Linked DNA regions of Mus musculus: all the other regions are linked to region 1. The links are chromatin loops, found by intact Hi-C in ENCODE. Cell type or tissue: left cerebral cortex. All regions are shown on one strand.

Region 1 (4,000 bases):
GAGTTCTTTGATTTCAAAGCCAACCTGGTCTACAAGTACCTGGCTAGCCAGAGCTACATAAAGAGAGCCTGTCTCAAACAAACAAACAAACAAACGATATTAGCTTTTGTTTCTTCAGTGCACTCTTTGCAATTCTACACTATTCATTTACTACAAACCTAAATCACATTTGTTACACATCAGTTTCACCTTCTGGGTCCTCACTAACTACAGGCTCTTTTCCTCATGGATACTAATATGGTGTAGAGATACACAATCAAAAACCTCTTTGCTTTCCATTTCACACATTAGTTTCCACTTACATGTTTCCAATACAATTAGAGATTCCACTCCCTTCAAACGTTTTCTAATTTTAAAGAATTTAAAAGTTAGAAGCTAATTACCACTACATTTTACTTCCTTGTAAAGAATTCTGTGTTGCTTTTCAAATCTAAAAAAAAAAAAAAAAAAAATCTAAAACAGAATTGGCCAGAGTGTTCTTAAGACTACACTGTCATTCTTTAGGAAAATGTTTAACTTCTCAAAAGGCCATTTTTTCTTCATTAATAGTGCTAAGAATTAAAATAATTAAGTGGCAATAACTTAAGTGAACCTTCCTCCCGGTTCAAAGGAGTTGCACTAATACACCTTAACTCATCTCAATGGGAAGCACACGGTGTGTGCTCAAGCATTTGCAAGTGCGTGACCCTAACAATGCAAAAATGAGCGCTTGTATGTCTACTCTCTCAAAAAAGAAGAATTAAATGCAAATATAAAACATTTACTTACCTCAAATTAAAGTATAGTAAGATTTTTTAATGTGTTTTGTTTTTTCAAGACAGGGAATTGTCTGTGTTGCCTTGTCTGTGTTGCCTTGTCTGTCCTGGAACTCCCTCTGTAGACCAATTGGCCTTGAACTCCACCTGCCTCTGCCTCCTGAGTGCTAGGCTTAAAAAGATCTTACAGGCCTGTGCCATCATGAACCCTCTTATGAGATGCAGATGTTTTTCAAACAGTGAAATGGGAATGAATCGAAGTAAACTTCTAATATGGCTTAATCCCATGTTGCTTTTTAAAACAGTATTTATGTCAAACTGACCAAGTCCAAAGTTACTCAAAACTCCACAAAACGTCTCCAAATTCCAGTCAAGGCAGGCATAATGTTATCTTATGCAGACCATCACCTTACAAAGTAACAGACAAAATAAACTCGCAACTTTGTATCACAAAGAAGCTAATGTAATAATGTATACATCCTCTATAAAGTGTTTCTCTCAAGATTTTTCACAGCTAGGTAAGAGCTGGCAGGTGATAAAATATACAGGCGACTAAAGGCCCTGGAACATTTAGTAGTAAAAAGATAGCAAACCCTCTCCACCACCCACCCCAAATACACTGTGTCAAGAGCTTAGTGGGTTCCGAGAGGCCAGGGTGCTTGCTTGCTATGGCTCAGTTAACACTATTTTTGCTGCAACCACCAGACACAACAAATGAATGCACGTAAACCAAACAAACAGCCTATCCATAAATGTGCTGACTTCTTCCTGCAAGTCCCAGCGCACCCTTCCACCGCCAACAGTTCAATGAGAATATCATACAATGAAATGAGTAAGCAACACACGCCATTCTGCAACTTTGAAAGACGGTCACCAATCTTCCGCAGCACCCCGAAGAGCCACTATTGCTGATCAACTAACTCATTGGCACTAAAACGGTTTCCTTAATTTTCAAGCCAAGTTGCCGAATAACCACTTTTTAAGACAACACTTCTTGCCCAGTTCATCCACCCGGCACAGTCCTCACGGACGCTCAAAAACAATCGAAAGCCATTGCCTGCCCAGCTGGAGTTGAAGTTACTCGTCCAGCGACGTTTAAAGCTGTCTCCCCTAAACAAAGTGCTCTGGGCCGTCAGCGCCGCGGAACCCGGCCGCGTTCCCGAAACTCCGACTCGCCCGCTTACACCTGGGCCCGTGCGATCCCGAGCGCCGGCTGCGGAGCCGGGCGGTGCGGTTCGGGGCGGTGGGGGATGGGGAGGACAGGCTCGAATGGCTTCCTAATGTATCATTAAGAAGCAAAAGCACCGGTCTGGGAGCAAGAAAAGTTAAAGGAGCCGCGAGCTGACAAAGAGCGCCGGCCGCCGCACCCGGACCACCCGGCCGCGGCGTTTGACAGCTCCGTCCCTGGCGCCCACAGCTTTGTGGCTCCGAGAGGCCGGGCCGGCAGCAAGCTGGGCGTGCTCGGCGGGGCGTGTGCGGACGCCGGGCTAGGCCCTGGGGAAGCCGCCGGGCGGTTCTCCCAGAAGCGAGGCCGAACTCCAAAGTAAAGTGCGCGGCGCGGCCGGCGGGACCTGCGCGGGCGCCGCCGAACCGGGCCGCGCCTGGGCCGCCCCGCCCCCACCGGGCCGGGGGCCTGACAGCTCCGGGCCGCGCCGCCGCTGGCCGCCCGCCTGGCTCCCTCGCGCTCAACTTACTTCTTTCTGGCTCTCTGGAAAGGGGAAGCGCCATCTTTGCGAGGCCGGCCCCGAGGTCTTTTGTCTGCGGCTGCGGGGCTCGGGGCCGGGGCTCCGGGCTCCTCGGGGGGTGCTGGCGGCGGCTGCTGCTGCTCCGCGCTCCGGTCCTCCTCCGACGACATCCTAGTCACCAGGAAAGACACATGGATCCCCGTCCTCCTCCTGGGGGGCTCCTCCCGCCGCAGCGGCCGCAGCCGCCGCCGCTGCTGCTGCTCGAGTTGCTCCTCCCCGGCTCAGCCTCTCGCATTTCCCGCAGCCCCGGGAGCAGCAGCAGCAGCAGCAGGTACCGGGAGAGGCGGCAACATGGAGCTAGCAGGACACGCACTCACACACATCGGCGCGGGCGCGCGCACTCGGCGCGCAGGGGCCGGCGGGGGGCGGCGGGCAAGCGGGCGGGGCGGGCGGGGCCGGCCGCGCGGGGCGGGGCGCCGCGGCCAAGGCTGGGGCCGGCGGGGCCGGGCCGGAGGGCGGCGCCGAGCGGGGCGGGGCGGGGCGCGACGCGAGGGGCGCGGGCCGGGGGCGGCCGCAGGGGTCTCCGCCCGGCCCCTCCCCCAGGCCGCCCGCGGCGGGAGGAGAAAGGGCCGCGGAGGGGGGCGGCGGGCCGGGCCGGGCCGGGGCGGGGCCAGCCACCCCTCCCCCGCGCCGTCAGCCCGTCAGGCCCACGCCGCGGCGAAGTTTTGACAGCTGCTCCAGTTGTTGTGGTGGGTTCCGGGGTGGTGCGAGCGCCGGCCCCTCGGTCGCGCGCTGGCGATCGCTCCCTCACACACTGCTCGCTCACGGCGTTCCCTGTGGCTAGCTCCCTCACGCTCGGTTCAACGCACGGCTAGCTCTCGCTCTTCCCTATCGTTTGCCCGCTCTCCGGCCGGCGCTTTGCTGCCTCACGCTCAGGATCGCTCCCTCACGCTAGCTTTCGGCCCCATCAAGCTTGGCTCCCTCACGCTGGGATCCCTCTCGCTCGCTCGCGAACGCTCCCCCACGCCCGCTCTCTCTCTGGGGGCAGCAAAGGAGGAAGTTTTGCGGCTGTGCGTTCACCACACAAACAACACACGCACACGGCAGTGGCCGTCGCGCGAGGCCTGCACCCGGGTCCCCCGGGGCGACCCGCACCACAGACCTCTCAAACTCGCCGCCGGCTCGCCCACACACAGGCGCCTCCCGCCCCCGCCCCCAGCGCGCTGCTGCCACTCACGGGGCTGAGTCCGCGCATGCGCCCCGCGCTACCCGGCCGCCGCCGCTGACCTCACCGCCCCTCCCCCGCCCGCTCTGACGCGGCGGTGGCTGCAACTCGGGCTCTGGCGGGCGCTAAGCTGCGGACCGGGCATCCGGGATCAGGGTCCAGCCCGGCCGGAGGAGGGGGGAGGGATCGATGTAAACACTCCGGAGCGTGCACCCGCGTGCGGTGCGCGCACGTGCGTCCGCGACCCCCTGCGGGCGTGGGCCGCTCCAGGCCTGGCGGAGTCCCACGTAGGCTTCCCTAGTGCGGCGCAACCGTGGCAGGACAACGTTAGATCC
Region 2 (4,000 bases), 240 kb after region 1:
ACTCTGCACTGAAAAATATGAATACATTAAGTGTTTGCCCATATGAACTACTGGAAGTCAATGAGCTACCACAATTAATTAAGTTTTCTTCCTCAGAGTGATGTGAGTGCAGCTGCCTTGAGATTTGTATTCATCAAGTAATTTGTGCTTTGACATAAGGATCAAAGCAGACTAACTCAGGATAAAAGAATTTGAACCGATTTATTAAAATGCATGCAGGATGCAGAGAGGTGGCTCAGTGGTTAAGGGAACCTTGCGGAGAGGTCTGGCATTTGCTTCCCAGCCCTCACACCAGGCAACTCACAACCACCTGGAACTGCAGCTTCTGAGAATCTGTGGGTACTGCCCACACAGACCACGCACACATGAGCTAAAAACCCAAACAAACTGCAAACCAGCAAAAGAACAAATACCTCAACTGCCACGATTGGACACAGGTTCTGGAGCTGCCTCTTGCTGAGCCATTTGTGCTTCTATCTCCTCACAATGTCACACTAGTGTTTAGTGAGCAGCTTCCACATGCCTGTTGCGATGGTAAATGCTATGTATAGATGATCTGTGTCATCTACACATATAGGTTAGCCCCATTTGAGAGGTATGAGCCAAACTCTTAGGGCATAGCTACGATGTCAAACAGCACACAGCCTCAAGACCATGAGTTGGAATGCTGATGTAGGTGCCCTGAGCTGCACATCTTTAAACGAGCTGGATTTGCCATTTTAGCTATAATCCCCTCTCCGATGCTGGCCCCAAACTCAAGGTCTTAGCCTCTGATGTGCTGGGATTGCACATGGGATTGTTCTAACTTGTCTCTTCAGACAGAAATATGGAGATTTTCCCAAGGTCCCTGGAACTGCCTGAAATGTCTTAGGTGCCACTCTTTAGGTCAGCTGAGTTATTTACGTCTTGGGGGACTCTGACTCACTGACCTGGAGATCCTGTGGCACAGTGTGACATTCATGCTCCTTTCTCGAATACAGTACCTTAGAGTCATCTGTGTACACAAATGATTCTCCTGTGTATCCTACACACCAGAGGGGCTGATGGAGCTCTTCTCTGTGTCTCTTAGGAACTCGGGAGTATCCCTAGAAGACTTGGCTTTCTCCAGAAGTGAGAACCAAAGGGCTGGTGACTGGTGGCACAGAACTGCTCCCGAGATCTGCTCTGATCTCAGATGGATGCACCTGGAGAACAGCACCTTTCAGAGCTCCTTCCTTCCCACTTCCGCTTTCCTTCCGCCAGTAAAGGAAGACCGCTGAGCCAAAGTATTCAGACAGAAGAAGCTTGCCTACCATCTGTCAAAGTCAGTGACCAAGGTTGTATTGTCCCTGGCGTTCTCTTGGATCCCTTTCTCCTTCCTTCCCTCCCTCCCTTCCTCCATCAAAGCTCTCAAGCTCTTCTTCAGCCATTTACTGACCTGACTTTCCATCTGTTTTATGACCAGGATTTGACCCTGGGTTTGATGCTTATATGATGGCAATTAGAAGTATCTGCACTTTTCTTTTACAGGCTTTCCTGAAGCTAATGTATAGAAGATTAAGAAGTATTCCTTTCATGCTTCCCCAAGTCCTAAAGAACAGATGACTGGCCAACACTGCCTCCTAGTGTCTCAGCTCGATGCTGCCCAGAAGGGTGGATGTGAGGGCTGTTTGGGTTCTAATGCTTATAATATTTGGGTTATAATGTACTCACTGTACAAACCTATGGATTACAAAGTTTAATCATTAAATAAGTGCCAGGATCCCAAGAAATTAATACTTGACTTTTCAGGGCCAGGATTAAAATCCAATGCCAGAGCTCACCAGCCTTCACCAGCCTACACCAGCCTTCACCAGCCTACACCAGCCTACACCAGCCTTCACCAGCCTTCACCAGCCTACACCAGCCTTCACCAGCCTACATCAGCCTTCACCAGACTACATCAGCCTTCACCAGCCTTCACCAGCCTTCACCAGCCTTCACTAGCCTTCACCAGCCTACACCAGCCTTCACCAGCCTACATCAGCCTATACCAGCCTTCACCAGCCTGGAGGCAGGAATGAGAGGCCAAGTGGGAAACTACCACCCCTCAGGAAAACATTTCTCTCTTCGGGCTTTAAAATGTCACGTGCACCCCCAAATGCTTCTGAGGACCACACCAGGGTCTGAGGTGCTAGTTTGTATTTAAACAATTCAAAATGGGTTGGGGACACAGAGGATGCTGAAGGTGTCACTCGGTTAGTGAAGGGCTCTCTTGGCACCCATGGAGTCCTGGGTTCCATCATTGCACCTTAAATCTTCCGTGCACACCTGTGACCCCAGCACTTGGAAGAGAGAAACAGGGAGATCTGCAGTTCAAGATTGCCCTCAAGCTCATGAGCATCTCATCCAAACGGTCCAAGCCTGAGATACACAGGTCTTATCTGCTGATGAGCAAATGAACAAAGACAAGTTGTTTGTTTGCTTGCCTTGTGGATTTTAAAAACAACTATTCCGAGTGAACTATGCTGCAGGGTTGCTTTTCACTTACATGCCCCACTGGACCAGAAGTCTTGTTACAAGACCATCTTTAGAGCCCTGTGATTCTGTGTACAATGTCTTACATCAGTGGCTCTTTTTCTTTGTTGTTGCTGTCGTTGGTTTTTCGAGACAGGGTTTCTCTGTGTAGCCTTGGCTGTCCTGGAACTCACTCTGTAGACCAGGCTGGCCTCGAACTCAGAAATCTACCTGCTTCTGCCTCCTGAGTGCTGGGATTAAAGGTGTGCACTGCCACCACTGCCCGGCACATCAGTAGTTCTTAACCTGTGGGTCATGACCCCTTTGAGGGTTGACATATCAGATGTCACAGGGTTCGAATATCAGGTATCCTGCATATTATATATTTACATTTATGATTCAAAACAGTAGGAAAATTATAGTTATGAAGTTGTAACAAAAAATAAATTTATGATTGGAGGTTACCACAACGTGAGGAAATGTATTTAAGGAAGGTTGAGAACCCCTGTCCAACAATAAGGATGTGGCCACACTTGGCTCAAGACTGTTTGCTTCTTTGAGATTCCTCATGGATTGTTGTTTTGTCCTGAGACTGCAGGTTATGTAGCTGTTCCTTTGGTGAAAGAAACTGCCACCTCTGCCCCTCTTCTCTGCAATCTGTTTCCTTCCCACACTCTGGGCTTGGTGCTACATTAGGCATTGAGCCAGGCCTGGATCCAGCATGTGGGAGGGAACTAGAAGAGAGATGGGGGTAGCAGTGGCAGTTCAGTTCTTCTTTTCACTCCCACCAAGGTGCTGAGACCAGGTCTAAGCATTACCTTGGGAGGTCTCCTGCATGGACCCCATCAGTAGTGAGGCTCGCTTATGTTTCTATTTTCATAATTTAGTGACCCTGCCCAGTTATCAAGTTTCTTATTATTTACTTATTTATTTATTTGGATATGTTTTTTGGTAAATGTGTGGAGAGCAGAGGACAACCTGCAGGAGTCCATCTATTCATTCCTTCCAAAACGTGTGTTCTATGGGTTGAACCAGCTGAACCATCCCACCAGCTCCCAATTGTTTTCTTGCTGTGTCTAGTTTATTATTAATTTGTGTAACTTTTTGAGACAGGGTCTTGCTATGTATCCTTGGAAAGGATTATACTCATTTTGTAGATCAGGCTGACCTCAAACTCATAGCAATTCTCCTGCCTCAATAAGTGGGTTTAAAGTCATGCCTGTCCCTGGATGTATCTTAAAACCCTCAGCTTATTTGCTAACAAACATAGGTGTCAGTCATAAAAGAGCCAGATGCTAACTGCTATCTGATGTGGGCATTGATTTGAACTCACCCTTGCCTTTAGACAGTACATGCTCTTGTCCCCTTCATTGTATTTCCCCTGCCCTCTACTGCTTTCCTATCCCACTGTCCACCCACTTACCATCCCCTCCGCTGTTCTGCTTATAAGACTGCACCGAGTGCTGTGTGCACTGCGAACTGCACCCCGAGTGCTGTGTGTGTTGTACACTGCACACTGAGTGCT
Region 3 (4,000 bases), 61 kb before region 1:
ATATCCAATATATATAAAGAACTCAAGAAGGTGGACTCCAGAAAATCAAGTAACCCCACTAAAAAATGGGGCTCAGAGCTGAACAAAGAATTCTCACCTGAGGAATACCGAATGGCAGAGAAGCACCTGAAAAAATGTTCAACATCCTTAATCATCAGGGAAATGCAAATCAAAACAACCCTGAGATTCCACCTCACACCAGTCAGAATGGCTAAGATCAAAAATTCAGGTGACAGCAGATGCTGGCGAGGATGTGGAGAAAGAGGAACACTCCTCCATTGTTGGTGGGATTGCAAGCTTGTACAACCACTCTAGAAATCAGTCTGGTGGTTCCTCAGAAAATTGGACATAGTACTACCTGAGAATCCCACAATACCTCTCCTGGGCATATATCCAGAAGATGTTCCAATGGGTAACAAGGACACATGTTCCACTATGTTCATAGCAGCCTTATTAATAATAGACAGAAGCTGAAAAGAACCCAGATGCCCCTCAACAGAGGAATGGATACAGAAAATGTGGTACATGTACACAATGGAGTACTACTCAGCTATTAAAAAGAATGAATTTATGAAATTCCTAGGCAAATGGATGGACCTGGAGGGCATCACCCTGAGTAACCCAATCACAAAGTAACTCACACAATATGTACTCACTGATAAGTGGATATTAGCCCAGAAACTTAGGATACCCAAGATATAAGATACAATTTGCTAAACACATGAAACTCAAGAAAAGAACAAAGTGTGGACACTTTGCCCCTTCTTAGAATTGGGAACAAAACACCCATGGAAGGAGTTACAGAGACAAAGTTTGGAGCTGAGAGGAAAGGATGGACCATCTAGAGAGTGCCATATCCGAGGATCCATCCCATAATCAGCTTCCAAACGCTGACACCATTGCATACACTAGCAAGATTTTGCTGAAAGGACCCAGATAGAGCTGTCTCTTGTGAGACTATGCCGGGGCCTAGCAAACACAGAAGTGGATGCTCACAGTCAGCTACTGGATGGATCACAGGGCCCCCAATGGAGGAGCTAGATGGATCTGCATCCCTATAGGTGGAACAACATTATGAACTAACCAGTACCCCCAGAGCTCATGTCTCTAGCTGCATATGTATCAAAAAAATGGCCTAGTCGTCCATCACTGGAAAGAGAGGCCCATTAGACTTGCAAACTTTATATGCCCCAGTACAGGGGAATGCCAGGGCCAAAAAGTGGGAATGGGGGGGGGGGGGGATGGGGGACTTTTGGGATAGCATTGGAAATGTAATTGAGGAAAATACCTAATAAAAAATATATATATATATAATTCACAGGTAAGTTGACAAGAGAAAATAATCATCTTGAGTGAAATTACTCATACCTAAAAAGACAAATAGTCACTTATATGTCGATGCTAGCCGTTAAATCACTGATATAAGCAAGCTTCAATCTGTATAGCCGGGAGGGGGGGGGGATACTCTGCAGGAAAGGGAAATTGAATACATATTTATGGATGGGTAGGGAAGAGATTGGAACAGGATGATCAAATAAAAAGAAGTAAAGGAAGGGAAGGAGGGACAGATAAAGCCAAAAGCCATTTGAGAAATTGTATGAAACTTAATACAGTAGACGCTTCTTACACACACACACACACACACACACACACACACACACACACACACGTCAGGGCTTTAAAAAAAAAATTACAGGACCTTAGTTTGCCTTTAATTCCACCACTAGGTGGCAGAGGCACGCAAATCTCTGTTATTTCCAGGCCAGAGAGAGCTACATAGTGAAACCCTATATCAAAAAAAAAAAAAAAAAAAAAAAAAAAAAAAAAAAAATTACAAGTACTTTGTGTATATATTACAGCTTCTATGAGCAAGTGTGTAGTGTCTGCACTCTCCATCTATGTGCATTTCTTTTGCTCTTTCTTAGGCTTTTTCTTGTTTGGCTGTTTTGTTCTATTCCGATTTGTTTGCTTTGTTTTATTTTATTGCTATTCTTTAGAGGCTTGTTTGTAATTCTGAGAGATAGAAAGCTTGAAGATTAGGTATGAGAGGGGAGATGGGAAGGAACTGATAGAAGCAGGGGGAAGGGAAAACATAATATATTGCATGAAAAAAATCTATTATACTTTTTAAAAAAACAACATAGCTCAAATTGATCAACACATCAATTGAATGCAATTTTCTATCAAAATATGAACAATTTTCTTCAAGGAACAAGAAAAGTTAATAACAAAATATATAAGGAAAGACCAGGCATGGTGGTGCATGCTTCAAACCAAAGTAGAGTCAGGTATATCTCTATGAATTTGCCCCTAGTCTGGTACCCATAGGGAGCTCCAGGCCACACGGGGCTATATATGAGGCCCTGACTCAATAAATGAATGCCTTCAGAAGGTAAAACAATCCTGAAACTGTGGAAAAGCAGATAGGGGTATAGAGGGATAGGGACACATGACCTAGAAGAACTATAATACCTGACTTTAAAATATACAACTCGTAGGTAGGGTGTAATTCAGAACTTGAGAGGGATGGAACTAATACTGTAAGTTCTAGACCAAACTGAGCTATAAACAGTATCTCCTCACACACAAACTTTTTAAAAAAAAGGAAAGGAAAGGAAAGGAAAGGAAAGGAAAGGAAAGGAAAGGAAAGGAAAGGAAAGGAAAGGAAAGGAAAGGAAAGGAAGATGCTCCACAAAGTGAGCATGCAATGCAGAAGAAATAAAGCAGGCCCCTAATTCTAAACATGTACAGTTGGGTCATATCATTCCATAAAACCCAAAACTTTGTAACTATTAAAAGTGCAGAAGCGCTTCAAAAATCACCCCTCATCACAAAGACATCTTTAGATATGGAAAGCCCATGGGGAGGAGGGGGGAAAGAAGACACCAAGAACAACTAAAGCAAAAACTTAACTAATAAGGTTTCTAAGAAAATCTGTCCAAGAAAGGAAACCATCAACAAGATGAACAACCTGCAGAATGGGAAGTGAAGTACAAATTATTCATTAATAAGTGATATACTTGCAACATATGTAAGACATTCAACTCAAAAGCAAGAAGAGGGTGTGTTATATGACAGAGAATGTCTAAGAAAATATCTCATCATAGAAGTAAAAACCAAAACCACAAAATGTCATCTCATCCTCCCAAGTAGCTATAAAAAATAATAAGACAAAAATGACTGGTGTTAAGATAAAAGACTGTCCTCATATGCGCTGATAGTAAGAATGTAAATTAGCCCACTTAAGACTGGAGAGATGGGTCTTCCAGTCTGGACTGGTGCCCTGAGTAGACCTTGGGCACTAATTCTGTAGCCAGTCCCACAACTCCCAGAGAAGACCCACTCCCAGGAGCTCTTACACGCCCAGGACCACAGGACCACAGGACCATAGGATCCCTGGATCCCAGAATCCCAGGAGTTTTGCCACACCAGGATCTCAGGGTCCCAGAGGTAGCTTGACTCCCAGGAGCTCTGACACACCCAGGATCTCAGGATCACAGAATCACAGAGACAGCTGAACTCTGAGGAGTTCTGACACAACCAGGATCACAGGAAAGACAGACTTCAGTCAGATATAGCAAAGGCAGGTAGCACTAGAGATAATCAGATGGTGGAGGCAAGCATAAGAACATCAGCAACAGAAACCAAGGTTACTTGGCATCAACTTGGCAAAACTCTGATTTAAAAATCACATCTCATGATGATGATAGAGGATTTTAAGAAGGACGTAAATCACTCCCTTAAAAAAATACAAGAGAACACAGGTAAACAGCTAGAAGCCCTTAAAGAGGAAACACAAAAATCCTTTAAAGAATTACAGGAAAACACAATCAAACAGGCGAAGGAAATGAGCAAAACCATCCAAAATCTAAAAATAGAAATAGACACAATAAAGAAATCACAAAGGGAGACAGACAACCCTGGAGTTAGAAAACATAGGAAAGAGATCAGGAGTCATAGATGCAAGAATCACCAACACATACACGAGAGAATCTCAGAT
Region 4 (4,000 bases), 340 kb after region 1:
TGTATATTATCTATTGATGTTGAGTAGTTCTGACATCTTCAATAGGTGAAACAGAAAATTAGAAAACATATCTACCAGTGGTGTTTTATCTTGTTCTCTCCTTTCTCTCCCTTCAGTACTAGGAATAGAATGCAGGTCATTGTAGGCAAGCACTCTGCTAGTGAGCTACATCTCAACCCAGCATCCTTTACAAATAGTCCCTTTCCAGTGAAACCCAGATGCAAGTCCAAGATTCGAGCAGAGGGAAGGCAGTGGTTTAGATTTGGGCCGGGTCATGGGTTTAACAGTTACAGAACGTTTAAACCTACCCACAACATTTAACTGTGCTTCCTGCTAATGTACTCTAAAACAGTAAGATTTCTTTCCGTCTTAGTGGGAAAGGAAGCCCGGTGTAAACAACTAGTCATGGCTGAATTCAGGGATTTTAATGCAGGGGTAGGATGATAAGTGATAAGCTATCTCATAATGCCCCGCCGGGGTGTCTGCTGGCTGCTTGCTAGGCTCAGCACAGGTGCTCAGGAAGCAGGAATTCAGTGGCATCGAGTGAGGTGAGCATGATGACTTATGGGCACCCGGTTTGAGCCCAGTTTGGTGCCTCAGGGGCTTCCTGGAGCTAATGCTTCCCATGGGGTTGTACCACAGTGGCTGTGGCTGCACTTCTGGCATCCACGGCAGTGCCACTGGCCACATGTGGCTGCTGCATCCTTCAAATGTGGTTGCAACAAGAAGGCATATAAAATTTTGTTTAATTTTAATTGATACAGATATAAATAGAAATATTGGACTAAGGGCTACACTGTGGGACAGCTCAGACTGGTGTCCTCCAGGCTGGTGTGATCTGCTCAGAACAGGGAACACAAGGATGGGAAGTAAAATATAATCTTTGCGAGGTGGTGACACACACCTTTAATCCTGGCACTCAGTAAGGAGAGGCCGGCAGATCTCTGAGTTCCAGGCCATCCTGGTCTACAAAGTGGGTTCTGAGACAGCCAGGGCTACACAGAGAACTCGTCTTGGAAAACAAAAACAAAAACAAAAAAGAGAGCAAGCTTGCTAGTTAAGAACATATACTGCACAGGACCCAGCACCCACACTGGGTGCTCATAACAGTGTATACCCCAGGTCCAGGGGATCCAATGCCCTTTTATGGCCTCTGCAGGCACTGGTACATATGTGTAAACATGCACATAGAGAGATGTACACACGCATACACAAAACTAAAAAGTAAAATAAATCTTTAAAGAGAAGAGTGTTTGCGGGGCCAGGAGCAGAGTGTGCTGTGGGTGGGAGGGGACTCAGCATCCCTGGGCCTGATATTTATATTCACTCGGTAGTGATTGAGAAGCCTGAGGCTTGCCCAAGGCCAGATCACATGGGACCTGGAGGAGATGGGTATGCCACTGTGTGCTGGCTGGGATTCTCAGGGAAGACATGGCCTTGCACAGAGGTAGAGATTGAGTTTGTCCTGAGGGCCACTGAGGACTTTGGAAGGATGCACAGTGACTCCAGTGGAGAAGCACTGACTGTGTCATCGCCTGCAGCAGTGTGTCACCTCTGTTAGCAACACCTGGGTTCCTGGGTGCTTCAGTCACCAGGTGTGATAGTGTGGCAGTTCAACACACACAATCACCCTCGAAGTCAAGTCTCAGAATACTGGAAGACAACTGTCCCTGGCCTGCCAGGCCACTGTCCCCACAGGATCAGAGGCCAAAGGAATGCAAATGAAGGAAAAAGAAGTCATGTAAGTGATTCCTGCAGATTCCTGCAGCCCCTAGAGCCAGCCTGAACATTTGCTTGGATTTCAACAGGGGCGTGGTTGGGTGTCTCACAGTTAGGGGGTTTCTCAAATGTACACTTTTAGTTGTCAGCTGAGCCTGTAGCTGCTGTGACATCTAAACTGCAAGAGAGGAGAGGCAGCCTGTCTTGAAGCATGCTTCTTTTTCCTGACCTACGCTGGTTTGCAAGCGCCCTCCTTTTCTCCTGTGTTGTGGGGAGATTGGACCTAGGGCCTTGTATATGCTAGGCAAGTGCGGTAGTGCCGCTGAGCTGCATTCCAGTCCCTTAACATTGTTTCGAGACAAGACAAGCTGCTAATGGTGGTCTCAGACTTGCTCTCTGGCCCAGGCAGGTCTTGAGCTTTCAATCCTTTTCCCTCAGATTCCAGAGTAACTTGGATTACAGTCCTGCAATACCAGGTCTTTTGCCTGAGTGGTTACCACTGTACCTGCAGTTACACATGATGGCGCACAGGTGGCGCCATGTGTCTGTCAAACTGAATTCAAAGTCAAGTGTGAGCTGAGCTGCATTGATGTTCCAGGAGCAGGAAGTATGGTTGCTTTTGATGTTGTGTTACTTTTTTGAACAGGTATTGGAAATGAGACTTAGTGCTTGCACTTGGCCATCTGCTTACCCCCGAGCCATACCCCCAGTCCATATTATATATTGACAATGAACTTGCTGGTGGTAAAGATTTTTAATTTTAAACCTTTCTGACTTACACTTCAGAAGGCTGACAGGTTGTGTGTGTGTATCTAATGTTGTGTCATGGCATTTTCTACCAGCAGAAAGAGGGCACACTTTGCAAAGGTAACTTAAAATGGAGACTTTTGGTAGGGAGGTAATTTTAGAAGGGCTCTTGAAAAAAAAAATCTAGACGAGACAGTGGGTTTCATGAACACTTGACACCCTCACACTGTGCAAAGGGACACAGCAGATGCATCCAGAGCCACTTGGGGAGTGGGGAAGCAGAGGGAGGGGGTGGCCAAAGCATTAAGATGTAAAAATGTACGTCTTCATAAGAAGTTTAGATTCTGTAGGTGGGCAAAGGACTTATCTCTAATTTAAAGTGCACATTCAATTTGGTAAACTTCAGGGGCACCAGAAACGTGTGTAAGAAAGCAGATGTTGCTTGTATCCCTGATTGTCAGTTATTGATTATCAGTTATTGCTGAGCTTTTCTTGCGGCTCTGAGATAGAAGAAAGAGGATGGATGTGTCCTGTCATGGTTATATCTGTGTCCTGTGTGTTCACTCAGCAGTGTTGTAAAAACGTCCTTAATAGAGCAAAGTCTCCAGAAACATCATTGTTCATGAAGTTGGTTCTGTGCTGACCCTTCCCTGTGTTTGAGTACTTGGTGTTTTTCTGAACTTACATCCATTTTTTTCTTTACTTTGTTATGTTTTGGGGCATACCCTAGCCTGAGGCTGACTCTAGGGGCCGCCTCTCCTTCAGATAATTTGGAGTTGGGTGGTTCTACTTTGAGAACCTGCCGACTGGAGAAGGTCTGATCCCTTCCTGACTAAGATGCGTTCTGACCTCTCCAGGCCTATGACTACATTTAGATTTTCAATGACAGTGTGAAGTGCTTTGTAGAGTTCCTGGGTATCGAGCAGGATCTGATGGAGCGAGCTGATTGTTAGTGAGAGATGCTTGTTTTCTGTTGTGCTCCCTGCGGAGAGACACACTGAGGGAAGCCACATCTCCCTGTCTTTATGGTCAGGAGTGGCTGCTCTAGAGCAGACAGCTATGTAGCGGCCAAGTCACCTGTGGGCAGCATGAGGCCCGGGTCCCTAGTTTCTTGGCCTTGCTTGCTTGGAGGAGACTCACATAGGGATGCTGTGATGTCAGAGGTTAGTCAGCTGATGTGACTACAGCGTGCCTGTAAAGGCACACAGCAGCATTTGAAACTTAGGACATATGTGCAGGGCGAGGTAGTTTAGTTTCTAAGTAACATATGTGGTCCTGTTCTCCCAAGCTCTGAGTTACGCAGGTCTACAGCTTCTTAGCTGTATGCCTTTGGGCAACTGTTCAGCTGCCATCTGCTGGTCCTTTAGAAGGAAGAGGGTAAGGGGCCTTGAAATTACACCGGGATATTTGTGTGTGTGTTGGGGGGGGGGGGAGGAGACACACAAACAGCATGGAGCACATTGGCTGACATGGGTTTTTCTGACCTTTGTGATCAGTGTCTGAAGGTGTTTGATGGACAAAGTTTATCCTGGCT
Region 5 (4,000 bases), 77 kb before region 1:
CAGTATTCTTCTCCTAGTCCTACTCTTCAAAAATTGTCAGTTTGGCAGTAAGAAGTGAAACATGCCATGGTAGTTGGGATGATATCAACTAAAGATTAAACCTGTGATCTCATTCAGAGCACAACTGGATAAATGACTGTGAAGATCAGTGATAACTTATGAAATATTCCAGCCAGCATTTGTATAATGGATAAACCAGACACTAGCTCATTTAATTGGCCACTTTTTACTTTTCATAGGGTTTTAAATGTTCAGTTACATGCAGTCCAATTTGTAAAAGACAGAACTAACAATTTTCATGTCTGAAACTGAAGAAACAGAAAGGAGAATTTTCATATCTGAAACTGGGGGCGGGGGGGAGAACATGAACAATGTCTCAGCCTGTAAAGCCCTGCTAAACAAGAATTAAAACTTGAAGTCAGATCTCAAGAATCCACATCAAAAGCCTATAATCCCATCATTTGGGAAGCAGAAATAAGAAGATCCCTGGAGCTCATAGCCAATTGGTTGTCTGATTTAAACTGACCCTGTCTCAAAAATCAATGTGTGGGTGTGCCAGGTTAGTGATGCATGTCTTTAAGCCAGTCTGCTCTACAAACTGAGTTCCAGGACAACAAGAGCTACATAGTGAAACTCTATCTCAAAAAGACAAGATAAAAAACCAGGGACCAAGTATGGTGGCACACATACTTTAATCAAAGCACTTAGGAAGCAAAGGCACATGATCTCTTTGAGCTGAAGGCCGGCTTGGTCTGCATTAGGAGTTCCAAGACAGCCAGAGCTACACAGTGAAAATCAGCAAGCAAACAAGTAAACCAATGTAGCCATCAACAGAGTAAACCACTGGACATCAACCCCCTGTGTATATCAATCATTACCTCCTATGGACACAGTTGTTGCCCATGGATGGATACAGTCACCTCCTACAACGGTTAGTTTTAATTATCAATTTGATACAACCTATAATCATCTGGAAAAAGTCTTGATGAGGAATTATCTAGACCAGGTTGGCCTGTGGCCTTATAGGTAGGGGATTATCTTATTTAACTGTCCATTGTATTAAGTACCATTCCCTAGAGAGAAGAAAAATAGCTGAGGTGCTAGAGAGATGGTTCGGTGGTTAAGAGCATACCGCATCAAAACATGGCAACTCGCAACCACCTATAACTCCCATGCTGGGGCCTAGCAAACACAGAAGTGGATGCTCACAGTCAGCTATTGGATGGATCACAGGGCCCCCAATGGAGGAGCTAGAGAAAGTACCCAAGGAGCTAAAGTGAACTGCAACTCTATAGGTGGAACAACAATATGAACTAACCAGTTCCCCGGAGCTCTTGACTCTAGCTGCATATGTATCAAAAGATGGCCTAGTCGGCCATCACTGGAAAGAGAGGCTCATTGGACTTGCAAACTTTATATGCCCCAGTACAGGGGAACGCCAGGGCCAAAAAGAGGGAGTGGGTGGGTAGGGGAGTGGGGGGGTGGGTATGGGGGACTTTTGGGATAGCATTGGAAATGTAAATGAGGAAAATACCTAATAAAAAATTAAAAAAATATATAACTCCCATTCCAGGGAGTTTTTTCGACTTTTGAGGACACGGGGCATGTATGTGCTACATAGACTTACATGCAGACAAACTATGCATTCACATAAAATAAAAATAAATGATCTTTAAATACAAGTAAGCCAAATCATTAATGAAAAATATATTTCTAAAAAAATAAGAAAGCTGTGAGCAAGCAAACAAGGATACACTCTTTCTTTGCTCCTGATTGTGGATACAATGTCTACACAAAGCTCATGCTCTAGCCTTGACTATCCTAAAACAACAGACAGTAAGTTGGAATTGTGAGTCAAATAAATCCTCTTCTTCCCTACGTTGTCCTTAGTCGGGGTATTATCCCAACAACAGAAATGAAGCCAGACACTTCCCAACTTTAAACCCAGCCTAAATAAAAATACTCAGTTCCACTTAGTCACAAAATTCTCTATAGCCAAAAGGGGAGGAGGGAGCGCCTAATTAATTTTCTAGCCACTAGGTGGCACATGTGCCATGTAACTAGACTACAGTAGAACCTAATTCCCAATAAGGAAGCTTCTAAAAGAACTTAAGTATCTATACTTCATGAAATATCACTGGTTATATGGCATTTAGGAGATACAAAGAAAATTAAATCTGACCTCTAACTTCATGTACTTATACATCATTTCAACCCTTTAACACCACCACAACTCTTGATGAACCCTAAAGAATTAGGTTTAAGACAAGAGAAAGTTTAAGTCAACAATGGCTTAAAAATCTAATCATCCACAACAGACAGACATCTTTAACTCAGCCATGGACCATAGGACCATGACAAGTTAATGAACTTTGGTTTGTTTTCAAAATCAAATAGATAATGCCTCCTAAAATAAAGCTATCCTTCAGATCAAAAAATATAATGCATGAATCCAAGTGTAAACATGAAGTTGTTATTAAGTATGAGTACACAGTTGCTATTCTGGCTGTACACATTCACGCAGTATGGTCTATATAGTCTTGCTCATCTCACCTACAGCTTATCTTCCTCATGTATACTAAACAGCTACTCAATGAATTGTACCTGTGGCTCTTGATGTACGACCACAAATTATCTAAAAATAGTTTAGGGTGTAACAGAAAGAACACTCCTGACTTCTTTGTGCTAAGAAGTTAACACTTCATTTCTTTTTAAAAAATAATTTAATTTTTATGTTTATGAATACACTGTAGCTGTCTTCAGACACACAGAAGAGGCATCAGATCTCATTAAAGATGGTTGTGAGCCACCATGCAGTTGCTAAGAATTGAACTCAGGACCTCCAGAAGAGCAGCCAGTGCTTTCAACCACTGTGAGCCATCTCTTTAGCTCCATATTTCATTTCTTTATACCAACTATTTATAACAAGATTATAACTACATACAATATACTGTATACAAATAAAGTAGATACCTAGTCTTCATAAATCTCTCTCAGGGGGCTGGAGAGATGGCTCAGCGGTTAAGAGCATTTACTGCTCTTCTGAAGATCCTGAGTTCAAATCCCAGCAACCACATGGTGGCCCACAACCATCCATAGTGAGATATGGTGCCCTCTTCTGGGTTGTCTGAAGACAGCTACAGTGTACTTACATATAATTAATAAATAAATCTTTAAAATCAATCAATCAATCAATCAATCTCTTTCAGAAAGAGAAAATGGTAGCAGGAACAGTAACTGACATGACAGAAGTATGCTTATTTAAGCTGGGAATGTAGCTTGGTTAATATAGTATTTGCCTAGCATACAGAAAGCATTGTATTTAATCCTTAGCACCATACTAAACCAGCCATGCTTATTGCCCCAGCACTCAGGAGGGAGAGTGAATTTGAGCCTAGCCTACGGCCCTATCTTTTAAAAGAAAAAAAGGAAAAACCATGGGGGTGGGGGGAGTGTGCTGGGGGGAGGGGGTCATGCATGGAGACTGGAGAGATTGGTCAGAGGTTAAAGCAAAAGCTTCCAACCACCTGTCACTCCAACTCTGGGAGATCCAGTGCCTCTGTCATCTGATGGCAAATACACTCATGTCCACATACTCAAACACAGATAACACAAACACATATAATAATTAAAAATAAAATAATCATAATGGGCAATAATAGCATATGCCTTTAATCCCAGTATTCTAGAGGCAGAGGCAGGTGGATCTCTATCAGTTTGAGGCCAGTATGGCCTATGTAGTGAATTCCAGGACAGCCAACACTACATAAAGGAAACACTGTTTAAAAAAAAATTTAAATAAGATAAATTTTAGTATGTGCATAGTATAATGAGGTTAAAGGAAGAAGTAGATAGTGTGCTTAATAAGAGCAGAAGCCCAATGATATGAAAATTGACTAGCAGATCTCTGACTCCCCACTTTTAAAAAAAGGAGCAGTCTCTGCCAGAGGATATTCATTTTAAAAATAAGGATCAAGAGGCTCAGTCAGCAATGTGATCA
Region 6 (4,000 bases), 210 kb after region 1:
AAACCTGCCTTGAAAACAAAAAATAACAAAAACAAAATAATGTATTTCAGGGGCTGGAGCAATGGCTCTTGCAGAGGGTTAAGGTTCAAGTCTTACTACTGACATGGCAACTGAGAACTGTAACTCATTTCCAGGGAATCTGATGATCGTCTGGGTTCTATGGGCCCAGGCATGTACGACGTATACACATATGTACAAGGCAACAATTTATATAAATAGAAAAGTTTGTAAGTCTGTGATTACACAAAACTAATTATTTTTAAATAAATGCTATTTTGTCTTACTTAATATCTGTCTATGACAAAGAGGCAGCTCTGTAGCTTCTTTTTTCCCAGTGAAAACCAGACACCGTTATCAATATTTATTGTGTATTATGAAGTTGCCATGTTCAGTGCATTTAGAGAAAAGCCTGGTGGGTGACCTGGGAGGGAAGTGAGAAACAGTATTGTGGTGTGTGTGTGTGTGTGTGTGGTGAGTGTGTGGTGTGTGTGTGTGTGGTGTGTGTGTGTGTGCATGTGTGTGTGTGCGTGTGGTGAGTGTATGTGTGTGTGTGTGTGTGTGTGTATGGTGTATGTGTGCGTGTGTGGTGAGTGTGTGTGTGTGTGGTGTGTGTGTGTGTATGGTGTATGTGTGCGTGTGTGGTGAGTGTGTGTGGTGTGTGTATGTGTGTGGTGTATGTGTGTGTGTGTGTGTGTGGTGAGTGTGTGTGGTGTGTGTGTGTGGTGTATGTGTGTGTGTGTGTGTGTGTGTGTGGTGAGTGTGTGTGGTGTGTGTGTGGTGTGTGGTGTGTGTGTGTGTGTGTGGTGTGTGTGCATGTGTGTGTGTGTGTGTGTGTGTGTGTGTGCGTGTGTGTCCGTCAGGCTGGGTTTACACAGGGAGATGCGTACTCCACCTATTTCTTAAAGCTCGCTTCCCAACATTGTCTTTGTTCCGACTCTACAGAACCACTGGCTGTTCCCCTAAAGCAACCTTCTTAACGCTTCAACCCCGTAGCACAGTTCCTCCTGCTGCAATGACTCCCAACCATACAATTATTTTTGAAGCTACTTCCTAACTGTCATTTTATTACTGTTATGAATTGTAATGTAAATATTTTTTGAGATAGAGGACTGCGAAAGGGGCAGTGACCCACAGGTTGGAACTGCTGCCCTTGCTAAGTTCAGACCATACCTGAGCTGCTCCCTCCTCAGCAGCAAACCACTGAACAGTCCTTACAGTGCCAGTTCAGGGGCTGGGAACGGTAGCTCTGGTGGCAGATCCCATGCCTAGGAATCATGAAAGCCTGGATTCCATCCTTGGCAGTGGATAACAGGGCACTGTAGCACACACTTGTAATCCTAGCATTCCGGAGGCAGGACGGTCAGAAGTCGAAGGTTAGGGGCCAGAGAGATGGATTTCAGTTAAGAATGGGTTTTGCTCTTACAGAGAACATGAGTTTGGCTCAGATAACTCAATTGCTAATAACCCCGGCTCCTGATCATCTGACACCTTTTCCTCTGGCCTCCAAATTCATCTACACACATGGGTACATACCAACCCACAGACACACATTCATTTACATAATTTCTACAAATAAATAACTAGGACAAGGTTATACTCAGCTGCACGGCAAGCTCAAGGCCAGCGTGAGCTACCTGGATCCCCTCTGAATACATTTAAGTTAGCTCCTCCTACAATTTGTCTTACCCTCTTTTGGAGAGGCATGCTTTTACCATATGCTGTATATTTTACAGAAGCTTCGATTATTACATTTTGTTTTGTGAGAGAGGGTCTCACTATAGAGCCCTGACTGGCCTGGACCTACCTATATAAAGGCTAACTTCAAACTCATAGAGATCTGCCTGCCTCCGCCTCTTTAGTGCTAGGATTAAAGGCGTGTACCACCATGCCTGTTGATTAATTTTGTTGTTGTTGCTTCTTATTCCCAACTCTTGGCTGACAGTACTCGAACAAGTAACACACGTTAACGTTTAACGGTTCCTGAGTGAAATGGCTTGCGTGGCTCTGGAGAGATAGACGACAGGGGTATTCTGGGATACAGAAGGCCGGATGCCACAAACAGGTTAGTTAGAGGTGAAGCAAGCTACCTAAATTTAGAAAACGTCTACTGATGCCTCAACTGGTGGTCCTCCCTTCCCCAGCTCCTGCTGCACGGCTCGCCATCCCTGACCGGTTCACTGGCGGCTGTCGCGCCGCCCCACGGTGGCCCTGGGCGCCGCTCGGCGACCTCCCCCTGTAGTGCGCGGCCCTCCCGTCGCCCCGCGGCTCTCACCTCTGTCCCGGATTCCGCTCTGCGAAAGTCGCTACACATCGCCCGGCCAGCTCCGCGGGTTCAACCTACCCGCCAGCAACGCCATTTAGCAAAAGCGCGAAAGACGCAGCCAGTCAAAGCAATGACCCTGTGTGCGCGTGCGCACTGTGCGGGCTCGGAGCCAGAGAAGCCGAGGGCATGCGCAGTAAAGCTGCGGCGCCCTCTTGGTGACGCCAGTCTCCTGCGTTTCCTTTAGTCCTTATGGTCCTTATGTTATCTTCAGTTACTCATCTCGACGGGTCTTTATCAGGCAAAATTAACATGTACGTGATTTCTAAATCTTATTTAGTTTTTTGTTTTTGTTTTTTAGAGACGAACTTCCTATGTAGTCGTGGCTGTCCTGGAATTCACTATGTAGACCAGGCTGGCCTCGAACTCACAGAAGTCTGCCTGCCTCTACCTCCTGAGTGCTGGGATTAAAGGCGATCACCACCACTGCCCGTGCTTACTTGTTCTAAAGAAACTTAAAGTACATCTTCCTGCCACGGTTGTGTATGCCTGTGATCCTAGCACTCGGGAGGCTGAGGCAGAGAATCACCAAGAGTCGGATCAGGCTATAGTTTGGGCTGTAGTATGAGATTGTGTCTCAAAGGTACTAGGACAAAAGTTTACTGATTTGGGCTTTTGGTGTGTCAGTGGTCCCAACAACTCCTGAGGCTGAAGCCAGATAATAGTTCGAGCCCAGGAGACTACTCTGGGCAGAACAGCATAACCAGATTAACAGGAGAAGTAACACCGTTACTGAGCAAGCTCGCTCTTCTTGTCCTTTCTTGAGGCAAAAGCCTATGACTGGCTGTGGTATTTATAGATAACTGGGGTGGGAAGAGAAAAATGTATATTGAATTGAAAAGAACTGTGGAAATACACTGAGCCTGTGAAGTTTTCAAGCTCTTGGTTTGGTTAGGTTTGTTGTTTGCCTTTTGTTTGTTTTCTTTCTTTCTCTCTCTCTCTCTTTCTTTCCTCCTTTCTTTTCTCTCTTTTCTCTCTTTTCTTTCTTTCTTTCTTTCTTTCTTTCATTCTTTCTTAGATATTTTCTTTATTTACATTTCAAATGCTATCCCCAAAGTCCCCTATACCCTCCCCTCGCCCTGCTTCCCAACTCACCCACTCCCATTGTCTGGCCCTGGCATTCCCCTGTACTGGGGCATATGATCTTTGCAAGACCAGGGTCTCTCCTTCCATTGATGGCCGACTAGGCCATCCTCTGCTACATATGCAGCTAGAGACACAGCTCTGGGGGAGGGGTACTGGTTAGTTCATATTGTTGTTCCTCCTATAGGGTTGCAGACCCCTTTAGCTCCTTGGGTACTTCCTCTAGCTCCTTCATTAGGGGCCCTGTGTTCCATCTGATAGATGACTGTGAGCATCCACTTCTGTATTTGCCGGACACTGGCATAGCCTCACAAGAGATAGTTATTTTCTTTTGTTTGTTTTTCTCAAGTTCTAGAAATACAGGCCAGCAGCACTCCTATGAGATTCTAGGCATTGGCACTTTAGTGCATGCTAGTTAAGCACTCTTGCAGATGAATTATATTCCCTGGCCCATTGTGTTAAGATCTTGGGTGGAGGAAGGAGTGGAGAGGAGAATAGTTTTCTTAACTGTTGCCTGTCAAACGCCCACTGATTAGATAGATAGAATATTTATACTCTGTACATCTCTGAGTACAAATCTTATGTGTACAGTACACA
Region 7 (4,000 bases), 260 kb after region 1:
GGTCCAGGCTTCAAAAACAGACCGACTGACAGACAATCGAAATGGGCAGGGCATTGGTAACATGCACGGAAGGAAAGATATCTTGCTTCTAGTTCTGGGTCCCATTTGGGAGCTTCCATCCTCTTTATCTGTCTTCTGTTTCTCTCTCTAGTTCCCCTGAATATTGTTTTAGGTTTAGGATTATTTGCTCCCTTGCATGCAGGAAAAAAGAAAGAAAGAAAGAATTACCCAAGGGCTGGCAAGATGGCTCAACCAGTATGAGCACTGACTGCTTTTCCAAAGGTCCCGAGTTCAAATCCCAGCAACCACATGGTGGCTCACAACCACCCGTAATGAGATCTGACACCTTCTTCTGGTGTGTCTGAAGACAGCTACAGTGTACTTACATATAATAAATAAATAAATCTTAAAAAAAAAAAGAATTACCCAAGAATGGTCAACTAATCTAATTCTTCTCCTGTGGAAAATCCACAATGCTTTAAGTCCCAGTAAAGACCAAGTGAATTAATACATCTCTAGAAAGTTCCTTTGGCATCACAGTCAAGAACTTTAGAGGCTAACATTTAGGGTGCAAGTGGGGTTTCCAGTAGGTAGGTGTTTTCCTTCTTAAGTCTCCTTTCCACAATGATGCTGGATAATCACCCTATCTTTGATATTAGAAAATATTTCCTAGTAATATTGATGTGGCATTGACTAAGGTCATTTATTCCTTAAGCCTAATTATGCATATGTTGATTTTCTCCCAGGATACATTATGCAGTGCTCTATCATAGAAAGTCATAAGTATTTTTCTACAGTGAAGGTTATTTATTCGTTCAACATTCAGGTGATTTTTATCGGAGCACCAAATGTGTTAAGCATGAAGCCCTGCCCTAGGAGAACCTATAATTCAGGAGAGGTGAACATCTACTAATAAGTACCCAAACTAGCTTTAAGTGTTAGAAATAAAATCAAGAGATTGTTGGGGTAGAGAATAAAGTGAACATTGAAGTGAGAATTAAGAGGAGAAAGGGGCTGGAGAGATGGCTCAGCGAAGAGCACTTGCTGCTCTTCCGGGAGACCCAATTCAGATTCCTGGTGCCCATTCACAGCTGTCTATAACTTCAGCTGCATGGGATCCTAAGCCTCTGGCTTCCAAGAGCACCTGCTCTTACATACATGCACACACCAGCAGACATAGCGACAGATAGACACACAGCCAATAATCTTTAAAAAAAATTGCAGCTAGATAAGCCGGCAGTGGTGGGGCACACCTTTGATCCCAGCACTAGGGAGGCAGAGGCAAGTGGGGCTAGCCTGAACTACCTACCGAAAGAGTTCCAGGGCAGTATGGGCTACACAGAGAAACCCTGTTTCGAAAACAAAACATAACAAAACAAAATTGCAATTTGTAAAAAGGAGAGAAGAGAAAGAATTCAGGCCTCGCAAATGGGGTCATAGTCACCTTATGCATGTTAAAAATAGACTCCAATCTCTTCCACTGCAGGATAGATGCATAGGCTAAAACGCCGGGCTGCCAGCACTAAGGATGGCTGACAAGAGGGCGGAGCGTGCGCGTCCCCGATTGGCCAACTGTAGAGTGACGTCACGAGGCAGAGCCTCTGGGCTCCCGGCAGCTCCTGGGTGGGGAGCGGCGCTGCCTGCGACCCGGCACCTTGGCACTGGGCACCCAGGGGCACGCTGGGGCTGGTGGGGACGGAGCGCCTCGTGGCCGAGCATGGCGGGCTCGCTGCCTCCCTGCGTGGTTGACTGCGGCACCGGGTAAGAGCCGCGCCCCACGCGCCCACTCACGCTTCGCTGGGCGTCCTGGAGCCATTTCCCCGCGGGGTCAGACGGCAGGAGGAGCGCGGAGGGATGGTGCACGGAGGGATGGTGTGCTGAGGGACAGAGCTCAGTCTGAGGGGTTGGGGAGTTTGAGGGATAGAGCTTAGGTGGGGTGGGAGCTGGGGGACGGAGCTCAATCTGAGGGCTTAGAGAGTTAAGGGATGTGGCTCTGAGAAGATGGGGTGCTGAGGGCATGAGGCTGCGGGGTTACCGGGTGGGCTGCACCTTGCCGGGATGTTGCTGCAGATACTTTCTCTGCAGGGCTTGCACCTGAGAGCTCAGAGTAGTTCCTCTCCCCCCCATCCCCGGGGTGCTTGTCACCTGTCCTCATCCTGTGCACTCACGCGCGCGCGCGTGTCACCTTTCCCTACTGATGTACCAACCACCTACTCGTGGAGATGTTTACACGTGCCATGTCAACTTGACACCCAGTCCCCTTTCCCACTCTGCTCTTTTCCACTCTGAAATGGCACAGCCTAGCCCAGCTCCTGCTTTGGTTTGCATACACTTATCTTTGCTCTTAAAACACACACACACACACACACACACACACACACACACACACACACATTAAAAAAAGACTAACATTTTGAAAAAAAAACAGCCCTCTCCTTTTTGGGGAAGTAGATAACTCTTTTCTTTTTTGAAGATGTTAATTTTTCAGAAGAGACCTTAAGAATGGCTTATGCTGTCAGGCTTAGCTAATTTTAGGAAGGTGGCAGCCAAACCTCCAACCTGGGAGTTTGGGAGTACCTGCTGGCATTGCTGACAAAGTACTTCATAAATAGCTTGCAAATAAATTTAGCCTCTTAAAATGTTTTTCAAGGGATGGTAATCCTTTGTCACCGAATAGTCTGTGGCATGTTCTCTTGCAATTCTTTCCTGTAGAAAAATATACTTGGTTTGGTTTCCTTGACAACCTTGTGGGGGTGTCTTCTAATTTGCTACAGTCCATCTCCTACTGATGTGTCTTTCCTTTTGTTGCTCCGGAACCAGCAGTGGTTACAGACTGGAAAACATGTTCTATTTCTGCTAATTTTTCTTTTGGAAATAAACGTTATAGAGAAGTTTTGTTGCCCTGTATTTGAGAAGTTGCTGACTTCCCTAGACTTGCTCAAATCAGTATGGCTCTTGTGGACCATTCCCCCATGTGTTGGCTCCCCTTACTGTCTCACTCTATCTGCCACTCCCTTCAGTCTGGAAGTGTCAGCAATGAGGGCAATATGTAAACATTGTTTTTATGTTAATGTCTGCATGTGAGAACTTTGGCTTTGTGTTGCCTAAACTGCTGAGACTTGAAGCTCTCTCTGCGCAGTGTTAACAGTAAAGCAGCACTCCCTGGGCCATCTGTGCTGTATTTCTTATTAGTAAGCTGACACCGTATCCATTGTTCTTGCTATAATGATCTAAAGAGTGCTCAGTCTTGACCTTTTGGGGTCAGTGACTGATGTCACCTTCACCTTCAGTAGATCGTCATGGCCCAAAGCTGTGCTTCAGGCTAGCATCTTTAGGCTGTCAGAGGCTCTGGACTCAGTGACAGGGACCTGGGGTTTCCTGTGGGTGTTTTCTGCCACTGAAGCCCCTGTGGCTATCACGAGTCCCCAGTGTTCAGTGTGTGAGCAGAAGATGACTGCATAGCCTAAGCGTTCCAGCTTCCATGTATTAGTGATTCTTGCATTTCTTGTTTTGGATTGAGTTTTACCTCAGAATAGAACTAAATGTAAAATGCAGCTAAAAATAACAAGGACTGAGGAACATAATAGACTTGGGAGATCTCATTTTAGACTGAGTTTTACCTTAGAATAGAACAGTGCAGCTAAAAATAGCCAGGATTGAGGAACAGAATACACTTGGGAGACTCATCACGTGGGCACTACTGATGAGATGGGCAGGTTTTTGTTTTGTTTTGTGTTGGTGGTGGTAGTAGACGTAGAACCTGGGGATCTTGTTAAGTGGAGCCTCTACCACTGAATTGCACCCTGAGTTCCAGTCTTGTCTGTCAGTGTGCCCTCTCTCTGCTTCCCTGTCTCACTGTCTGTCTTTCTCTCTCTGATACCCACCCCCTCTTAAATAGAGTCTTCTTGTTGTATAACCCAAGCTTGTACTGAACTTGGAGAAATCCTCCTGCCTCAGCCTCCTAAGCATTAGGATTGCAGTTGTGTGCCCACATGCTCAT

What was found. Hi-C counts contacts between places; a loop is a spot of excess contacts. Peaks named below come from ENCODE experiments on the same cell type or tissue, not always from the same donor. Only the 100,000 strongest peaks of a DNase experiment are listed, where the experiment ranks them.
Region 2: a loop joins it to region 1, with 2.0 times the contacts of the local background. A loop is called at or near these places in 3 of 42 quality-filtered maps.
Region 3: a loop joins it to region 1, with 2.4 times the contacts of the local background. A loop is called at or near these places in 15 of 42 quality-filtered maps.
Region 4: it touches region 1 in a loop (2.3-fold over the local background); 4 of 42 quality-filtered maps call a loop at or near these places.
Region 5: it touches region 1 in a loop (2.5-fold over the local background); 12 of 42 quality-filtered maps call a loop at or near these places.
Region 6: it touches region 1 in a loop (2.0-fold over the local background); 5 of 42 quality-filtered maps call a loop at or near these places.
Region 7: a loop joins it to region 1, with 6 times the contacts of the local background. A loop is called at or near these places in 3 of 42 quality-filtered maps.

Annotation. Positions count from the first base shown.
Region 1 is chr5:25,495,941-25,499,940 of GRCm38, forward strand. Kmt2c (lysine (K)-specific methyltransferase 2C) reads right to left here and starts at 2,843. Exons shown (of 59, transcript NM_001081383.2): 1 at 2,450-2,843. The coding sequence starts at 2,610. It overlaps 4831440E17Rik (RIKEN cDNA 4831440E17 gene), which reads left to right and starts at 3,857. Exons shown (of 1, transcript NR_030700.1): 1 at 3,857-4,000. In left cerebral cortex, no CTCF peak of the experiment used is centred here; DNase peaks (open chromatin) are centred at 1,592, 2,042, 2,478, 2,728 and 3 more places; H3K4me3 peaks cover 3,081 bases; H3K27ac peaks cover 1,920 bases.
Region 2 is chr5:25,732,918-25,736,917 of GRCm38, forward strand. No RefSeq gene overlaps it. Among named protein-coding and RNA genes, the nearest start is that of Actr3b, 25 kb to the right of the region's middle. In left cerebral cortex, a CTCF peak has its summit at 1,607; DNase peaks (open chromatin) are centred at 1,602, 3,167 and 3,856.
Region 3 is chr5:25,434,553-25,438,552 of GRCm38, forward strand. All of the region lies in intron 2 of Kmt2c (lysine (K)-specific methyltransferase 2C), which reads right to left. Among named protein-coding and RNA genes, the nearest start is that of Kmt2c, 62 kb to the right of the region's middle. In left cerebral cortex, a CTCF peak has its summit at 1,735 (motif pointing right); a DNase peak (open chromatin) is centred at 1,732.
Region 4 is chr5:25,837,352-25,841,351 of GRCm38, forward strand. All of the region lies in intron 9 of Actr3b (ARP3 actin-related protein 3B), which reads left to right. Among named protein-coding and RNA genes, the nearest start is that of Gm42237, 67 kb to the left of the region's middle. In left cerebral cortex, a CTCF peak has its summit at 2,250; a DNase peak (open chromatin) is centred at 2,257.
Region 5 is chr5:25,418,759-25,422,758 of GRCm38, forward strand. All of the region lies in intron 2 of Kmt2c (lysine (K)-specific methyltransferase 2C), which reads right to left. Among named protein-coding and RNA genes, the nearest start is that of Kmt2c, 78 kb to the right of the region's middle. In left cerebral cortex, CTCF peaks have their summits at 2,037 (motif pointing right) and 3,095 (motif pointing left); a DNase peak (open chromatin) is centred at 2,021.
Region 6 is chr5:25,703,406-25,707,405 of GRCm38, forward strand. Xrcc2 (X-ray repair complementing defective repair in Chinese hamster cells 2) reads right to left here and starts at 2,392. Exons shown (of 3, transcript NM_020570.2): 1 at 2,273-2,392. The coding sequence starts at 2,311. In left cerebral cortex, no CTCF peak of the experiment used is centred here; a DNase peak (open chromatin) is centred at 2,427; H3K4me3 peaks cover 1,390 bases; H3K27ac peaks cover 595 bases.
Region 7 is chr5:25,758,368-25,762,367 of GRCm38, forward strand. It overlaps Actr3b (ARP3 actin-related protein 3B), which reads left to right and starts at 1,606. Exons shown (of 12, transcript NM_001004365.2): 1 at 1,606-1,761. The coding sequence starts at 1,718. In left cerebral cortex, no CTCF peak of the experiment used is centred here; DNase peaks (open chromatin) are centred at 1,574, 2,125, 2,721, 3,399 and 1 more place; H3K4me3 peaks cover 3,084 bases; H3K27ac peaks cover 2,797 bases.